Regions from separate parts of the Homo sapiens genome. Here region 2 is linked to region 1. Evidence: chromatin contacts called from ENCODE Hi-C data. All regions are on one chromosome and are shown on one strand. The core of a region is the stretch at or near the end of the contact, and the rest is flanking DNA. Distances in the headings are between cores, read along the strand shown.

Region 1 (5,854 bases), core at 2,222-4,721:
AAAAAAAAATCCAGGACCAGACAGATTCACAGCCGAATTCTATTAGAGCTACAAAGAGGAGCTGGTACCATTCCTTCTGAAACTATTCCAATCAATAGAAAAAAAGAGACTCCCTAACTCATTTTATGAGGCCAGCATCATCCTGATACTAATGCCCGGCAGAGACATAACAAAAAAGAGAATTTTAGGCCAATACGCCTGATGAACATTGATGTGAAAATTCTCAATAAAATACTGGCAAACCGAATCCAGTGGCACATCAAAAAGCTTATCCACCACAATCAAGTTGGGTTCATCCCTGGGATGCAAGGCTGGTTCAACATACACAAATTGATAAACGTAATCCATCACATAAACAAAACCAATGACAAAAACCACATGATTATATCAATGCAGAAAAGGCCTTCGACAAAATTCAGCAGCCCTTCATGCTAAAAGCTCGCAATAAACTAGGTATTGATGGAACGTATCTCAAAATAGTAAGAGCTATTTATGACAAACCCACAGCCAATATCATACTGAATGGGCAAAAACGGGAAGCATTCCCTTTGAAAACCAGCACAAGACAAGGATGCCCTCTCTCACCACTCCTATTCAACATAGTGTTGGAGGTTCTGGCCAGGGCAATCAGGCAAGAGAAAGAAATAAAGGGTATTCAATTAGGAAAAGAGGAAGTCAAATTTTCCCTGTTTGCAGATGACATGATTGTATATTTAGAAAACCCCATTGTCTCAGCCCAAGATCTCCTTAAGCTGATAAGCAACTTCAGCAAAGTCTCAGGATACAAAATCAATGTGCAAAAATCACAAGCACTCCTATACACCAATAACAGACAATAACAGAGAGCCAAATCATGAGTGAACTCCCATTCACAATTGCTACAAAGAGAATAAAATACCTAGGAATCCAACTTACAAGGGATGTGAAGGACCTCGTCAAGGAGAACTACAAACCACTGCTCAGTGAAATAAAAGAGGACACAAACAAATGGAAGAACATTCCATGCTCATGGATAGGAAGAATCAGTATTGTGAAAATGGCCATACTGCCCAAGGTAATTTATAGATTCAATGCCATCCCCATCAAGCTACCAAAGACTTTCTTCACAGAATTGGAAAAAACTACTTTAAACTTCATATGGAACCAAAAAAGAGCCCGCATTGCCAAGACAATCCTAAGCAAAAAGAACAAAGCTGGAGGCACCACGCTACCTGACTTCAAACTATACTACAAGGCTACAGTAACCAAAACGGCATGGTACTAGCACCAAAACAGATATATAGACCAACAGAACAGAACAGAGGCCTCAGAAATAACACCACACATCTACAACCATCTGCTCTTTGACAAATTGACAAAAACAAGAAATGGGGAAAGGATTCCCTATTTAATAAATGGTGCCAGGAAAACTGGCTAGCCATATGTAGAAAGCTGAAACTGGATCCCTTCCTTACACCTTATACAAAAATTAATTCAAGATGGAGTAAAGACTTAAATGTTAGACCTAAAACCATAAAAACCCTAGAAGAAAACATAGGCAATACCATTCAGGACATAGGCATGGGCAAAGACTTCCTGACTAAAACACCACAAGCAATGGCAACAAAAGCCAGAATAGACAAATGGGATATAATTAAACTAAAGAGCTTCTGCATGGCAAAAGAAACTACCATCAGAGCGAACAGGCAACCTACAGAATGGGAGAAAATTTTTGCAATCTACCCATCTGACAAAGGGCTAATATCCAGAATCTACAAAGAACTTAAACAAATTTACAAGAAAAAAAACAAACAACCCCATCAAAAAGTGGGCAAAGGATATGAACAGACACTTCTCAAAAGAAGACATTTATGCAACCAACAGACACATGAAAAAATGCTCATCATCACTGGTCATCAGAGAAATGCAAATCAAAACCACAATGAGATACCATCTCATGCCAGTTAGAATGGCGATCATTAAAAAGTCAGGAAACAACAGATGCTGGAGAGGATGTGGAGAAAGAGGAACACTTTTACACTGTTGGAGGGAGTGTAAATTAATTCAACCATTGTGAAAGACAGTGTGGCGATTCCTCAAGGATCTAGAACTAGAAATACCATTTGACCCAGCCATCCCATTACTGGGTATATACCCAAAGGATTATAAATCATGCTGCTATAAAGATACATGCACACGTATGTTTATTGTGGCACTATTCACAATAGCAAAGACTTGGAACCAACCCAAATGTCCATCAATGATAGACTGGATTAAGAAAATGTGGCACATATACACCACGAAATACTATGCAGCTGTAAAAAGGATGAGTTCATATCCTTTGCAGGGACATGGACGAAACTGGAAACCATCATTCTCAGCAAACTATCACAAGGACAGAAAACCAAACACCGCATGTTCTCATAGGTGGGAATTGAACACTGAGAACACTTGGACAAAGGGCGGGGAACATCACACACGGGGGCCTGTCGGGGACTGCGGGGCTGGGGGAGGGATAGCATTAGGAGAAATACGGAATGTAAATGACGAGTTGATGGGTGCAGCAAACCAACATGGCACACGTATACCTATGTAACAAACCTGCACGTTGTGCACATGTACCCTAGAACTTGAATAAAAAAAAAAAAAAAAAAGAAAAATTACTTGACATATCTTGACATTTTAGGCTCCCAGGATTTTACAGTATTCTTAACAGGTTTTGTCAGCAAAATCAACCCCCACCCCCGCATCAGTTTAAGAGCCCTGGAAGGCTCTGCCTATTCACCAGCATAGAGCTGAGATCCTTAAAGGGCCAGTTCAGGGCACTGCTCCAGCAACCGTTGCGCTGCTATAAGCTTGAGCACATCTCTTGCCCCTCCTCTCTACTTTTATAGATCCTGCATTTATTTAGCATATAATCTTTTCAATATTGACTTTGTATATGTATGTCTTCCCCTAAACTGGATGTATCTTTTAAGGAAAAGCCTGGGGTTCGTCATCCCCCTATGTATCACCTTTACAGGCGGTCACCCAAAATCTCCACATTCATCATAGAAACAGAAATTCCACTAATAAATGTCAGGTACTGCCTCCTTAACCTTGGTCCGCTATTTCCCTCCCACTTTCAGCAGTCTGGTTTATTCCATGGGTGGAAGAGGAAGCCAAGTTGGCTGAGTGTGAAGGGAATGGCGTCAGTGTGACTTCACGCCACATCGTCCCGAATGCCAGCTCCACACTGCGGTGGCACGAACGCAGGATTGAGAGATGCAGCTGGAGTAAAGAGAGAAGCCCATGTCCCTCAGACGCCACACAAAATGGGGGTAACCGCGAGAACAAAGCAGGGTACCCAACGGGGTGTGGCGGGACACCTGGGCGCACGCCGCCAGCGCCCGGGAGAGCGAAGGCGGGGAGAGAGGAACCACGCTGAGGCGTGGCAGGATGGGGGCGGGACTTCCGGAAGCCATTTGGCTGAGTGGCAGGGGAACCGGAAGTGGAGGAGCTGCTGCTGGTGCTGGGGCCGGAGGAGGGACGCGCCGGAGCGGGACCGACGGGACCGAGCGAGCGACCGACGCGCCACCCGCCGACGCCTCAGCCGCTTGGGGCCCGCACGGACCCTCTACTTCAGTGAGTGCATCCAGGGTCGCAGGGAACCGGTGGCTTAGAGGCGGGGGTCGGAAGGGGCTGCGAGGTGTTATTGTGAGAGGCCCGCGACCTCCCCTCCCCCACCCTTGCGGCCCCTCCCCCCACGCCGCCCCATCCACTTGGGGGGGGCCTCGCGAGCGCGCGCCTTCTCTGCGGGCCCAGCGTCGGCTTCCCAGCAGCCGGCGCAGCTAGTTTTCGCTCTGAGAGCCCTTTCCCGATATTCCATACCGAAAGCTGGCGTTTCTCCTCAGCCGCCGGCCGGCGCCTCCACGGCCTTTCCCAGGAGGGTAGCGCGGCGGGCGCCCCGCCCCGCCCTGCCCTGCCCTGCCCTGCCGGGCCCACCCGCGGTAGGCCTTGCGCACCCCAGCTCGCCCCGGCTGGGCGCTGCAGCTCCTGCCCGGGTCTCCGCTGCTGCCTTTTCCCTTTATCACAGGGGTCTAACTTCTCACTCTTCTCTCCCCTCGCGTCTGGTCGGAGGCCAAAACCAGTTACTCCGTTGTGTTTTTACCGAGCACTTTTCCCTCCTCCTTTTGTTGAAAAATTTCAACTCTTTAGAAACTTCTCCGTTGCCTCTTAGGATGTGTTTATTCAAAAGTTGCATAGACCGTCACCACTCGGAAGGGATTATTTCTTGGAAGGCTTTCCAGCCCCCATCTCATCTTAGACATGAATGTGCTCGGAGCGGCTGGTGACCTGCCCAAGGTCAGCCAGCTAGATAAACCTGTCAGCGGAGAGGTTTGGGGGGATGTTTTTTTCCTGGCTCACCGTCCGTTTGCCAGATCCGTGCCTTCTGGTCTACAGGTTTGATTGACCCGTTGCGTGGTGACTCATGCTTCTGCTTTTCATAGCTCGCAGGCCAGCGTTGCTTTTCAGAATTTATACACAAACAAGAACTAACACTCGGAGCTTTCGCCTCTTTGTAGAGCTTACCCGTAGAGAAAGGAAAGACCACCCGGATCCACCCTAGGACCTCATTTTGTACAGCTTGAAATTATGGGAAGGGGTTGGGCCGGGGGTAAAGGTGTGGAGAAAGTGGAAGGAGAAAGTGCTTAATTAAGATTGTCTTTGCCTTGGATGTGCCTTGTGTCTTTGGCTTCTTCTGGGCACATTGTTCTGACATAAAGGTTGCCTCCTTGTGGGGGAGAAGGGGAGGATTAGTTTGTTGGCTTGGGCATTTGATCATAAATTATGGAGGTGCTGGACCGGAGGAACCACCCACCAGCCCACGGAGGCTACCGGGCATTCAGGATAAGGGCCGCCTTCTTCTTCAGAATAACCATACCCACTCCCTCTGAAACAAAGTGGAGAGTCTTAGGTCTGAGTGGAAACTCTAAATCTTTTAATTCTTGGTTCAACTTTCTTCATCTGTTTTCCTGGTTCAGACTAAAACATCTAACTCAGCTGGAGAAGTTATAACGCTTTGTTGTTGGACGTGGTTTCTCATTAAATACATTGCACTATGCTGGTATAAGCACTTGGAAATTCTAGTGCTGTATTGTCATAGTAAGTAGAGAATATAGAAAAGGCAGGAAAATCGTGCAAGTCGGTTACTCCTCGTCTTCCCAGAGAACTCACTTTAATGGACAACAAAGCTTCCCCTGGAGTACAGTCTGTTGTGGCAAATTAACAAAACTTGTTCTTCAGACCTTTTATTTGCATTCTGCTTGGTCTTTCTTTCTTTTTTTTTTTTTTTTTTTGTGTGTGTGACGGAGTCTCAGTCTGTCGCCCAGGCTGGAGTGCAGTGGCGCGATCTCTACTCACTACAACCTCTGCCTCCCGGTTCAAGCTTATAGGCATGTGCCACCACACCCAGCTAATTTTGTATTTTTTTTTTTTAGTAGAGACGGGGTTTCGCCACGTTGGCCAGGCAGGTCTTGAACTCCCGACCTCAAGTGATCCACCCGCCTCGGCCTCCCAAAGTGCTGGGATAACAGGCGCAGGAAACCCAAAGTCACTCAGAAGTTTGCGTCTTACCACTGGGTAGCTCTTAGTTCGTTCTTATTTTATGTGTCCATAAGAGCAGATAATTCTTCGTTTCAATTGGAAAGAATACAACAGCTGGAGCCTGAGCAACATGGCAAGACCTCGTCTCTACGAAATTTAAAAATTAGCCATGTGTGGTGGCGTGGGCCTGCAGTACCAGTTACTCTGGAAGGAAGAAATGGGAGGATCACTTGAGCCCAGGAGATCAAGGCTGCAGTGAGCTGTGTTACGCCACTTCACTCCAGCTAAC
Region 2 (5,854 bases), core at 3,054-5,553, 1.9 Mb after region 1:
AACTGGTACAGTCACTTTGGAAAACAGTTTGGGATACACCTACCACATTATCCAACCGTTCCACCCCTAACTAGAGAAAAGAAAGCCTGTCTACATAGACTTGTACACAAATCTTCAGAACAGCTTCACTTGTAGCAGCTCCAAATTGGAAACAATTCAGATGTCTATCAACAGGCAAATGGATTAACAATGGAATAGTATTCCAGGATGAAGACAGAATTATTGATACGTACGACACAGATGAATCTCAGAAGTCCAGACCTGGCCGGCGTGGTGGCTCATGCCTGTAATCCCGACACTTTGGGAGGCCAAGGCAGGCGGATCACGAGGTCAGGAGTTCAAGACCAGTTTGGCCAACATGGTGAAACCCCATCTCTACTAAAAATTCAAAAATTAGCTGGGCATCGCAGCGCACGCCTGTAATCCCAGCTACTTGGGAGGCTGAGGCAGAATTGTTTGAACCGAGACCTGGGAGGCGGAGGTTGCAGTGAGCTGAGATTGTGTCCAGCCTGGGCTAGAGCGAGACTCCTCTCAAAAAAACAAAAGGCCAGACCCCACCTCAATGTCCACACACAGAAAATCCTAAAAAATACAAACCAATAAAGCAACTGAAAGATCACCGATTGCCTGGACATGAAAATATTTTAATGGGGGCAGTGATACTTACAGGGGGATGTTTGGGGTCTAGATTGTAATGGCTTCGCTCAAAAGTCACCAAATTTAAGTGTGTATCGTTTATGTCAGTTGTGCCTCAAAGCCATTTTAAAATGACTGTCACATATGGGGTATGTCGCTTTAAATTAGCCTAGGGCCTTCTAAAGCTCCAGAATTCCTGGGCTTTGCTTTTAGACATTTCTAGCTCTTAATGAGGAGAGGTAAGCTAACAGCTAGGACATGTTTCACAATAGCCTGAAGACTTAAAAAAAAAAAAAAAAGCCTTAATTTTTTTTTCAGGTGCCACACCTCCCTGGATGATCCAAGATGAAGAATACATTGCTGGGAACCAAGAAATAGGACCATCCTATGAAGAATTTCTTAAAGAAAGTAAGTAAACTAATTCAAGAGAGGATCGTCTAAATCTTCACACTCAAAAATGGTTTCCTTGCCTGTGTGTGGTGGCTCATGGCTATAATCCTAGCATTTTGGGAGGCTGAGGTGGGAGGGTCACTTGAGCCCAGAAGTTTGAAAACAGCCTGGACAACATAGTGAGACCCCATCTCTATATTCTTCAATAAAGAAAAATAAAAGTTTCCCTATCATTGTACAGAGGAAAAACAGAAGTTGAAAAAACTCCCCCCAGACCGAGTTGGGGCCAACTTTGATCACAGCTCCAGGACCAGTGCAGGCTGGCTGCCCTCTTTTGGCCGCGTCTGGAATAATGGACGCCGCTGGCAGTCCAGGTATGTGTGTTCAGTGCCGGGTCTCCAACCTACCCATCCAACCTCCTTTTTGGAGATGTCACCCTTCATCATCGTGTTAACCCTTTATTTCCTTTCAGACATCAATTCAAAACTGAAGCTGCAGCAATGAAGAAGCAGTCACATACAGAAAAAAGCTAATCATGCTCTCTACCAACTACCATGAGGCTAAAAGCAAAGTCAACAAACCCCTATTATACCTTCCACCAAATTCTTTATCATTGTCTTTCTTAGGAAACAGACATACTCATTCATTTGATTTAATAAAGTTTTATTTTTCCAAATGTACAGCTGGTTGGACCTGTAAAAAAAAATTAAAAGAATCAGAACCATAAAGCTTTGTATCTACCTCCTACACCATGAGCCCACACATTCCTACTCACCTATTCATGCATCTTCACCAGCAGCTGGAGCATCTCCACCCTTGGTATTTCTGGTGTAAATTACTTGAGCTCTGTGCTTTGAAACCAGTTTGATAAGTCCTAGGGGGAGAGAATAGCACGATGAGATGCTTAACAGATGCTACAATAGAAACTAGTAAGGTTTTTGGCTGGGCGCGGTGGCTCATGCTTATAATCCCACTGCTTTGGGAGGTGGAGACGGGCAGATAGCTTGAGGTAAGGAGTTGCACACCAGCCTGGCCAACAAGGTGAAACCCCATCTCTACCAAAAATACAAAAATTAGCTGGGCATGGTGGCACATGCTTGTAATTCCAGCTACTTGGGAAGCTGAGGTGAGGACCACCTGAACCCAGGAATTGGTGGTTGCATTGAGCCAAGACTGCCCCTCCGCACTCCAACCTGGGCAACAGAATGAGACTCTAGTAAGGTTTGTTTTGGCCGGGTGCAGAGGCTCATGCCTGTAATCCCAGCACTTTGGACAGGTGGATCTCTTGAGCCCAGGAGACCAGCCTGGGCAACATGGCAAAACCGCATCTCTATTTAAAGAAAAGGAAAACAAAAAGACAGAGTTCTCTCAGAGGTGCCCAGAATGGTCTTAAAACTCCTTGGCTCAAATGATCCTCCTGCTTTGGCCTCCCAAGTAGCTAGAAATACAAGGGTACCACTGCACCTGGCTCCAGAATTGCTTAATCTGACGTTCGGTAACCGAGAATCCTAGTTTTTAACGATCATCTATCCTTACTTTTCCTTTAAATTAGGGCTCCATTATCTTCCACCCCCCCCCCCTTTCTGAGACAGTCTTTTGCTGTCACTAAGGCTGGAGTGCAGTGGTGTCATCTCGGCTCACTGCCACCTCCATCTCCTGGGTTCAAGGGATCCTCATGCCTCAGCATCCTGAGTAGCTGGGATTACAGACGTGTGCCCCCACGTCCAGCTAACTTTCAGTAGAGCAGGTTTTCACCATATTGGCCAGGCTGGTCTTTAACTCCTGACCTCCGTTGATTCACCCGCCTTGGCCTCCCAAAGTGCTAGAATTATAGACGTTCAGTCACTATAGTTAGCTGAGCCTTATTATTGTGGAATTATGGTAATCAGACCATACTACTGAGTAGACCGTACTAAATTTCTGGTTTTAAAATTTAATACATCAACAAAATATTTACCATAAAGGTTTTAAACATTTTCAAAGTTGTTTCAAAATAGTAATCTAATTATTTCAAAAACGGTTGTCCCTGTAATTCTATGCATCCATTTACTCGAAACATAAAAGATCCTTGGGCTTCACTAAACTGCCACAGGGTCCACGGCACAAAAGTGGCTAAGAACCCTGAGAATTCATCTCAGGATCAGGAGTAAGACGTCAGAATTACATTACTAACAGCCAATGGTCAAGCCACGCTTTTTTTTTTTAATTCTGCTTTTCCAGCAAAACCACTGAAGATGCTTAACATGGTCAAGACAATTTAACCTACAAAAACACACATGTAGGATACACCCCTCACCTTTACTAAGGAGCTCCTGAAGGGCTGCCCTGGCCAGGGAGCCTCGAATCTTCAGTCTCTCAGAGACCACAGCTGGGGTTATAAGTTTATAGTTGGGAACTTCCTTACAGAGTTTATCATAGGTAGCTTTGTCAAACAAGACTAAGTTATTGAGCTTGTCCCGAACTTTGCCTTTGGACCACTTCTGCTCACCAAAACAAAACAGAAACAAGTTAGTATTTCTGGCAGAAGCACCCTTTCCCTCTCGAGTAATCTGCGTCAGAGAAATCTGTTCCACCGTTATCAAGGATAAATTACACATTACTAAAACAAAAACAAAAAAAAAACACCGACACGTTTTTGGCCTTCAAACAGGGGCCGAGCCCCACTAGATCAGTTAAAAATAACACAGCAGGCACAGCGGCAGACACTTCGCACAACAGACCCATTTTCATGATCCTAATGGGAAAAAGAACGAGTGGTGACGGGAAGATAAACTCTCACATTTTGACTCTAGAAATCTACACCTGAAAAACCACTTACTATACAAGTTACCTATTACTAGAGGATTACGAGAGAGTTACCCCTAGTCTCTTTCAGAGAGGTCTTATTTCTACCTTCTTTTTGGCCTTGCCCCCGGATTTGTTCACTGGGTCTTTGTCTTTCTTGGCCGACTTTCCAGCGTCCTTCTTCTTCTTGTCGTCCTTAGGCGGCTGTAGGAGGGCAGCGGGAATGCAACCAGGTCCTCAAATAGCGCCAAAGTCCCCTAATACTGCGCCCTCAGCCCCCGCAAACTCCACCACCAGAGCACATGGGCCAAGCAATAACCGCGCCCGCCCTGCAACCGAGGCCGGCAGGCCAAGGAGCGCTCCCGCCGAAGGCTCTCCCCACTGAGTCCTCAAACCCAAGAACGCCGGCGACTTCACACCCCTGAAGCTTACCATTGCGAAGCTCGGAGAATAGCAGCAGACACCGCAGCCTCGTCAAGATGTCGGACAAAAAGGAAGCGCTGCTCAGAAACGGGCCCAAAAACCACCGTCCGCTGTGAGTACTTCCGGGGCAAAAGGCGGAGCCAGGCAGAAGAAGTCCCACGGCGAAGCGCTCGCCCTCTAGCCTGAGGCGGAAGACAGGAAGTGGATTCTAGTTCCCAAGCCGCACCGCCTAAATACTGCCGGAGTCTGCGCTAGTTGTGACGCATACTATAGCGCTGTTTTCCTGCACTGATAAACGAAAAGCAATCCACCAGGTCTCGGCAGCTAACTTTCCGGCACTACTTATGCCCGAGCGTGTCGCTCCCAGTGCGCAAGTGCAGCAGGTGGCTGCACGGGGGGCGCGGGAGGAGGAGGAGGAGGAGGAGGAGGCTGGGGTGGGGCCGGCGGCAAGTGCTGTGATGCGGTTCCGGGGAGGGGCCGTCGGGTAGAGGCTGAATACCAGTTTCCGAGCGGCAAGGCAGCGATGGCGATTTTTAGTGTGTATGTGGTGAACAAAGCTGGCGGCTTGATTTACCAGTTGGACAGCTACGCGCCACGGGCTGAGGCTGAGAAAACTTTCAGTTATCCGCTGGATCTGCTGCTCAAGCTACACGATGAGCGTGTGTTGGTTGCTTTCGGCCAGCGGGACGGCATCCGAGGTGGGCTAGGCTCGGGCCCGTGGCGGGTGCGGGGGTGGGAGGGCCCCAGTGCTGTAGAAGTGGGCTGGTTGTAGGTGCGGGGTTGGGGGAAAAGGGGTTGTGTCGGGTCCCTTGTCCCCTCGGCGGAATCCCCGGGCTGCACCTTCGCTGACCGTTAGCTTCACCTCTGCAGTGGGTCATGCAGTGCTGGCCATCAATGGCATGGACGTGAATGGCAGGTACACGGCCGACGGGAAAGAGGTGCTGGAGTATCTGGGTAACCCTGCTAATTACCCGGTGTCCATTCGATTTGGCCGGCCCCGCCTCACTTCTAATGAGAAGCTTATGCTGGCCTCCATGTTCCACTCGTAAGTCCCCCGTCTCCTGAACGGCAGCGCTTGTAATTTGTCTACCTTTTCTTAAATCGTCGTTCTGGTGTTATGAAAAACGCAACCGATCCAGATCTAGATTTTAGGTAATAACGGCAGTGGTGTCATCTTTTTTTGCTGGGTGGGGAGGGGCCGCGGAGTTACCCAGGCTGGAGCGCAGTGGCGGGATCTCGGCTCACTGCAGCCTCTGCCTCCCAGGTTCAAGCGATTCTCCTGCCTCAGCCTCCCGAGTAGCTGGGATTACAGGCGCGTGCCACCACGACCAGCTAATTTTTGTATTTTTAGTAGAGAGGGGTTTTGCCATGTTGGCCAGGCTGGTCTCAAACTCCTGACCTCAGGTGATCCACCTGCCTCGGCTTCCCAAAGTGCTGGGATTACAGGAGTGAGCCACCGCGCCCGGCCGAGGTGTCATCTTACTTAAAGTCAACTTCTCTTCTCTGAGCCTTAGTTTCTTCATATTTAAAGAAAGCCAGTTTAACTAAATGACCTTTAAACTTTTTCTGCTCTCAATTGTGATATCAGATGTGCCGGCCTTTGCTTAAACACAAGCTTAGT

What was found. Hi-C counts contacts between places; a loop is a spot of excess contacts on that map. Pooled maps may share reads with other maps.
Region 2: a pooled map shows a loop between it and region 1 (13-fold over the local background). The contact joins the promoter of RPS25 here to the promoter of PAFAH1B2 in region 1. A Hi-C loop is called at or near these places in 4 of 50 pooled maps.

What each region holds. Positions count from the first base shown.
Region 1 is chr11:117,140,816-117,146,669 of GRCh38, forward strand. PAFAH1B2 (platelet activating factor acetylhydrolase 1b catalytic subunit 2) reads left to right here and starts at 3,472. Exons shown (of 6, transcript NM_002572.4): 1 at 3,472-3,603. RefSeq lists a silencer at 3,682-4,001 and an enhancer at 4,552-4,731.
Region 2 is chr11:119,014,040-119,019,893 of GRCh38, forward strand. It overlaps RPS25 (ribosomal protein S25), which reads right to left and starts at 4,304. Exons shown (of 5, transcript NM_001028.3): 1 at 4,243-4,304; 2 at 3,919-4,014; 3 at 3,323-3,506; 4 at 1,802-1,900; 5 at 1,678-1,719. The coding sequence starts at 4,245. The coding sequence ends at 1,806. TRAPPC4 (trafficking protein particle complex subunit 4) reads left to right here and starts at 4,727. Exons shown (of 5, transcript NM_016146.6): 1 at 4,727-4,931; 2 at 5,104-5,278. The coding sequence starts at 4,757. It overlaps CENATAC (centrosomal AT-AC splicing factor), which reads left to right. Exons shown (of 11, transcript NM_198489.3): 9 at 955-1,044; 10 at 1,268-1,400; 11 at 1,499-1,754. The coding sequence ends at 1,559. RefSeq lists enhancers at 4,026-4,095, 4,116-4,345, 4,600-5,298 and a silencer at 4,586-4,705.